Regions from separate parts of the Homo sapiens genome. Here region 1 is linked to region 2. The links are chromatin contacts, found by Hi-C or POLR2A ChIA-PET in ENCODE. All regions are on one chromosome and are shown on one strand. Each heading gives the region's core, a stretch centred on a gene start or an enhancer-like site at or near the end of the contact. The rest is flanking DNA. Distances are from core to core; before and after follow the strand shown. Region 1 overlaps WWOX (WW domain containing oxidoreductase). Region 2 holds the start of WWOX-AS1 (WWOX antisense RNA 1).

Region 1 (2,700 bases), core at 30-2,529, 51 kb after region 2:
GGAATTCCCCTTTTGTGCCTTCGGGATTGATAGAGAAGCCCAGTGGACTTAGCATCTGGGAATCCCAGATTGATCTTTTCTGGATATTGGGTCAACCATAAGATGGTACCTTTCCCTGTGTAACAAAGTCAGATTCTGTGAAACACCTGTTTTTTGTATGGCTTATGAGATGAGGATGATTTTTACCTTTTTTTTTTTTTTTTTTCCCTTGAGACAGTGTCATTCTATTGTCCAGGCTGGAGTGCAGTGGTGCAATCTCAGCTCATTAACCTCAGGTTTTTTTACAGAAAAAGTTTGCCACCCTCTGATCTACATGATGTCCTTCAGTTTCTGTCTCTCACCAGACTGATGGTGCCATGAGGGCAGGGGCAACTCCTATCCTAAGGCGTGGCCCATAGTAAGGGGTATTGGTTAGAAGAATGAAAGATTGAATACGTCAAAGTGATGAGTACAGAGCTGTCTGTCATTTTCTTATCTTTGGCCTAACAACTGAACACATTTTATGAAATTTGCAAATCTGTTTCCAAACATGTTTGAATGGATTTTTATGGTCTTTTAATTAACCCAATAAAAATGGTAACAACACAGCAATTTTAAGAAAATAACAGAGCCAAGTATTTTTTATAGCTATGCATGCAATCCACATTACACCCACATGCAGTATTTCTATGGTCCAAATAAGTATCTGTCGGACTTAGAATATTTAAATTAGGATTTAGTTGAAAGATTATGTTCTATATCTTTTTTTTTTAAAAAAAAGGAAGAAAAATAAAGCTCTTCCTAAATTTATTTACATGTTGGAGCAATTCTGGCACTGCTAAATAAGGCAGGAAATTCCATTAAGTTTAAATGTGCTGCCCTTACCCTAAAGTGTTTGGAGGGCTTCGTAGAAGAGCCAAATAGATTCACACAGATCTTATTTGTAGAGCTGAATGTGCACTTCATTAAAATACTTTGTAAGGTATTCAAGGATGGGCTAGGAGGGTGAGGATTCCAAATCAGAATCTTCAAGCCAGTGATCCAGGCCAAAGGTATTCTGCCAGAGTGTGAGGAAATTTCACAGCCTCATGGAGACACCTCCCCTCCCCACCCTTGTTGAACAGACTCTGGAAAAGTCACCATTTCTTGTTGGTCCTTTGCTCTTGGAGCATTCTTGGCCTGACCTGTCAACCACTTTAGCCTCCAAGGTATCTGAGCCTTTCTTTCGCCTCTCTACTTAGATCATATTCTTCCTGGATTTTGGAATCAGGCTGGGACACAAGCCACCTCCTCCTCCATTCTAGCTGTGTGGCTCCAGGCAAGTGGCCACACCTCTTTGAGCCACTAGTTAACTCAGCTGCCAAACAGGGATTATACATTTACCTCTTGGTGTTGCAAGAATTAACAAGGAGGATATTTGTAAATCTCCCTGGGAGCTGGATGGTGCTTAATAAGCAGGCATTAAGGGTTGATTATCTTTGCACTCTCTCCTGCCAGATTTTGTAACTGAGTCCAGGCATCTTTAGAAACAGAAATGGTCCCTGCTCTTCTGTATCCCCTGGGATAACCTAGCATCATTTCGCTGGGTTACACATCCTCTCTTCTCTCCTGTATGTCGTCCCTCTTTCTTACGGTGGTTCTAAGCTCTATGGATCACTTGTCTTCTCCTCTGAGCGGGAACTGGGCAATTGGAGGTTCTTTCCCCTCCCGTGCTGGTGGGAGAATTGTTTAGTAGGTCATAAAGTGGAATCTCCATTTCAGTCTGATCCGGTCAATTCTGGTAGGACTTCATCCAAGCACAAAGAAACCTTTGTTTTCATTCAAGACTTCCCTAAAAGGTGGCTGGGTGCGGTGCCTCAGGCCTGTAATCCCAGCACTTTGAGAGGCCGAGGCTGGCAGATCACGAGGTCAGGAGTTCCAGACCAGACTGGCCAACATGGTGAAACCCTGTCTCTACTAAAAATACAAAAATTAGCCAGGTGTGTTGTCACGTGACTTTAATCCCAGCTGCTCAGGAGGCTGAGGCAGGAGAATTGCTTGAACCCTGGTAGGCAGAGGTTGCAGTGAGCCGATGTCATATCACTGCACTCTAGCCTGGGCGACAGAGTGAGACTCTGTCTCAGAAAAAAAAAAAAAAAAAAAAAAAAAAAAAAAAGGCTTTCCTGAAAGGTGATTCACAGGCCTCTTCGGATCCCTTCGTGTTTAGCAATTTGGATTTCCACACAGCCTTGCTGTGCCTTCTGCCCATTTGTCCTCTGCTGCTGGTCCCTGGGTGGGACAGCTCCCCTTTCTCCTTGTCTGGGTTGCTCAGATAGAGCCATAAGGATTCTCCCTGCCTCAAGAGCTGACTTCCTTCCACGAGTTCCTAACCACCTGTCCAGTTGATTCTTCTCTGGACCTGCCTTGACATCTCTGTGCCAAGCCCAGTGCCGGGGTTGCAGATGCAGAGGCACTGGTGCATATTTCTTGAGTTGAAGAGCTTGCAACTGATGAGCCCCTTCCACTCAGAAAAATGTTGTTCCTGGTCTTGCCACTGCCTGGAACCCACCAACACCTCCTCTTTCCAATATTGCTGGCTTCTACTTGTTCTATAAGAGCCATGTTCTACAAGTTCTGTATTGTGTGTGAGTCCCTCTCAACAAAACAATTTCCCTAGTCATCTCTTATTTATACTCCTTGATGCAGATTTCCATTTTACTCTTACCTCATTCTATCATAATT
Region 2 (2,700 bases), core at 44-2,543:
AGGAGAGAAACCTGGCACGGTTTCCACAAGGAGTCACCCCTGCCAACACCTTGGTTTCAGACTTCTGGTCTCCTGAACTGTGAGAGTCAGTTTCTGTTGAGCTTGTGCTGATACGCTAGGGCAGCCCTAGCACACTGCCACATCTGGTTTCCCGGAGGAACTTCACAGGGTCTTTGTTCTTTATCTACAGTCTCTGGAAGTCTCAGCAGCCTCCTGTGTTCGCAACTGTCATTCCAGAGCAGCCGTCTCGTGTTATGCATTTGCTTACTCATAAGCAAATATTTCACAAGAACCTGCGAGGGCCAGGCTGGGCCAGGCAGGTATTGCAGGTGCAAGGATCTATATAAGACAGTGCCCTTTAGAAGATCCCTGTCTCATTGAGAAGCGTTGAGTAAATGGGTCTCTCTGGTCATTCTCTCCAGAACATGAAGCCAAAGGGCTGAGAGGGAGAGACTCCAAGAATGAATTAGTGTCCAGCAAGGTATCGCTTGTCTCAGGATGACAACTTGCAATTTGGGGATCTCTCAACGTCCTGACCTCCATCTCAGTGGGCATGTTCCTCACCTGGCTGGCTGCCCCTGCTTACTGATGCAGCCTCCTGTCACACGGTACTCACCTCTATTCACTGTATTCCACCAACACTGGCCTTGGGAGCCAGCAGTACCCCCATTGTACAGATGAAAGTCTTGTGACTGTCAACATTAAAATGAGAATGATATTGACCCATGATACTTACCCACCTGTTCAGTGGATTCGGTGTGCCGTCAGCATGGTTCCCAGCACATAGTAAGTGCTCCGTAAATGTCAGCATCTATTATTATCATTTGTGTTTTTTTTTCCCCTTCTCTGCCTTCCTTTCTCTCCCTCCTTGGTCTGCTTCCTCCTGTTGCTATCAGAGCCTGCCTGCCTCATCCTTGTTCCAGCCTTGATGGTGATGATGATTGTGGTTGCTGTTGCTATTTGTTTTTTTGGTTTGTTTGTTTGTTTTGAGAGGGAGTTTTACTCTTGTCACCCAGGCTGGAGTGCAGTGGCGCCATCTCGGCTCACTGCAGACTCTTCCTCTTGAAGCTGGGGAAGTTCAAGCAATTCTCCTGCCTTAGGCTCCTGAGTGGCTGGGACTACAGGCATGTGCTACCATGCCTGGCTAATTCTTTGTAGTTTTAGTAGAGATGGGGTTTCAGCATGTTGTCCAGGCTGGTCTTGAACTCCTCAGCTCAAATGATCTGCCCACCTCGGCTTCCCAAAGTGTTGGGATTACAGGCGTGAACCACCACGCCCCTCACGCGCAGCCACTGTTGCTATTGATGATTATTATGACATCATTGCTCAGATTCACTTGGCTCAGAGAGGGCGGAGTCAGAGTGACCCAGGTGGTCACTGCTCCCCTTCTTGTCCATCAAATCAGCTGCCTCCAACAGCATTGCCTGGCAGCGTCACGTAGTAGCCCTCTCCCTCACAAGGCTTTTGAGGCAGACAAATGCCACTGATAAAGCAAAAGCAAATGTTTTGGGTGAATTCCCCATAGCTACACTAGATTTGAGGCTGAGAAATGGAATGCCTGTCATTGTTGACTGAAAAATACAGCTCTCCTAATAGAGTCTTGGTGCAGGAGCTGTTAGCCTTGCCGCCCTGCAGACTTGAAGAATTGCGACGTCGGCCTAACATAATTTTGGTAACTTTGTCTGCTTCTGCCTCGGGTAGAAATAATTCAGATTTCACTCTCCATTTTCTTTAATGGGCTAAACAGCCACTTTGTAATACCTGTATTTTATTAGACATAATTCTGGATATTGTTTCTGCAGCGTTTTTGAAAAGACAAACCTGAGAGAGCCCAGCTATTTAACTTAAGCAATTTTAAAGTTATTTGTAAAATGATATGCTGTCTTTTTTGACCCAGTTACTTTATAAAGCTACATTCTTTGGCAAACATTAACACAACTTCTCCGTGTGTGGGCTAAATAAATATTCGGGCAACACTGATTGAGCACTGCCTTGGGTAAATAATTCTCTCTCCACACATTTCCTAGTTTATAATGAGGAGTTTTCTTCGTGGTCTGACCAAATGTAACATTCCATTGAAAATGAGACATAAATCCTTGAGTGAGGGAGACGTGGAACCAGGGTTTGAGGAGGGTTATTAAAAAGGTGAGGGTAGCAGGGTGACCTCCTGAGTCCCCTGCTCTCCCGAGCCTTCTCTCCTCTCTGGAACCCATGGCTAATAGGGGACAGGAGAGAGCGGAAGCAGAAAGAATAAGAGATATGAAAGCCAGCCGGGCACAGTGGCTCACGCCTGTAATCCTAGCACTTTGGGAGGCCGAGGCAGGCAGATCACTTGAGGTCAGGAGTTCGAGACCAGCCTGGCCAACATGGTGAAACCCTATCTCTACTAAAAATAACAAAATTAGCTGGGTATGGTGGTGTGCGCCTGTAATTCCAGCTACTTGGGAGGCTGAGGCATGAGAATTGCTTGAACCTGGGAGGTGGAGGTTGCAGTGAACTGAGATCGCACCACTGCACTCCAGCCTGGGCAACAGAGGGAGACTGTCTCAAAAAAAACCAAAAACAAAAAAAGAGACATGTGAGCCTTCCCTTCCCTCTCCCCATCCTAGCCTCCTCTCACCCAGGTCCATTCTTCCACTGTCATCCCATGATGCTCTCTTGCATTTTAAAGTTTGGAAGCCCTTATTCCTTTGTTTTGTT

Evidence for each region. Hi-C counts contacts between places; a loop is a spot of excess contacts on that map. ChIA-PET counts read pairs that join two places held with the same protein, here RNA polymerase II (POLR2A). Pooled maps may share reads with other maps.
Region 1: a loop to region 2 is called in a map of Calu3, with 7 times the contacts of the local background. The contact joins the enhancer-like site here to the promoter of WWOX-AS1 in region 2. A Hi-C loop is called at or near these places in 3 of 168 maps with a recorded cell type or tissue (Caco-2, Calu3 and HepG2) and 2 of 50 pooled maps. POLR2A ChIA-PET finds 5 or more read pairs at or near these places in 1 of 52 experiments (HepG2).

The regions. Positions count from the first base shown.
Region 1 is chr16:78,291,877-78,294,576 of GRCh38, forward strand. All of the region lies in intron 5 of WWOX (WW domain containing oxidoreductase), which reads left to right. Among named protein-coding and RNA genes, the nearest start is that of WWOX-AS1, 51 kb to the left of the region's middle. Within about 2 kb of position 1,280, at least 4 of the 41 ENCODE cell types and tissues checked have a DNase peak (open chromatin) inside an H3K27ac peak, as active enhancers do.
Region 2 is chr16:78,240,458-78,243,157 of GRCh38, forward strand. WWOX-AS1 (WWOX antisense RNA 1) reads right to left here and starts at 1,294. Exons shown (of 4, transcript NR_184272.1): 1 at 741-1,294. All of the region lies in intron 5 of WWOX (WW domain containing oxidoreductase), which reads left to right. RefSeq lists a silencer at 115-409.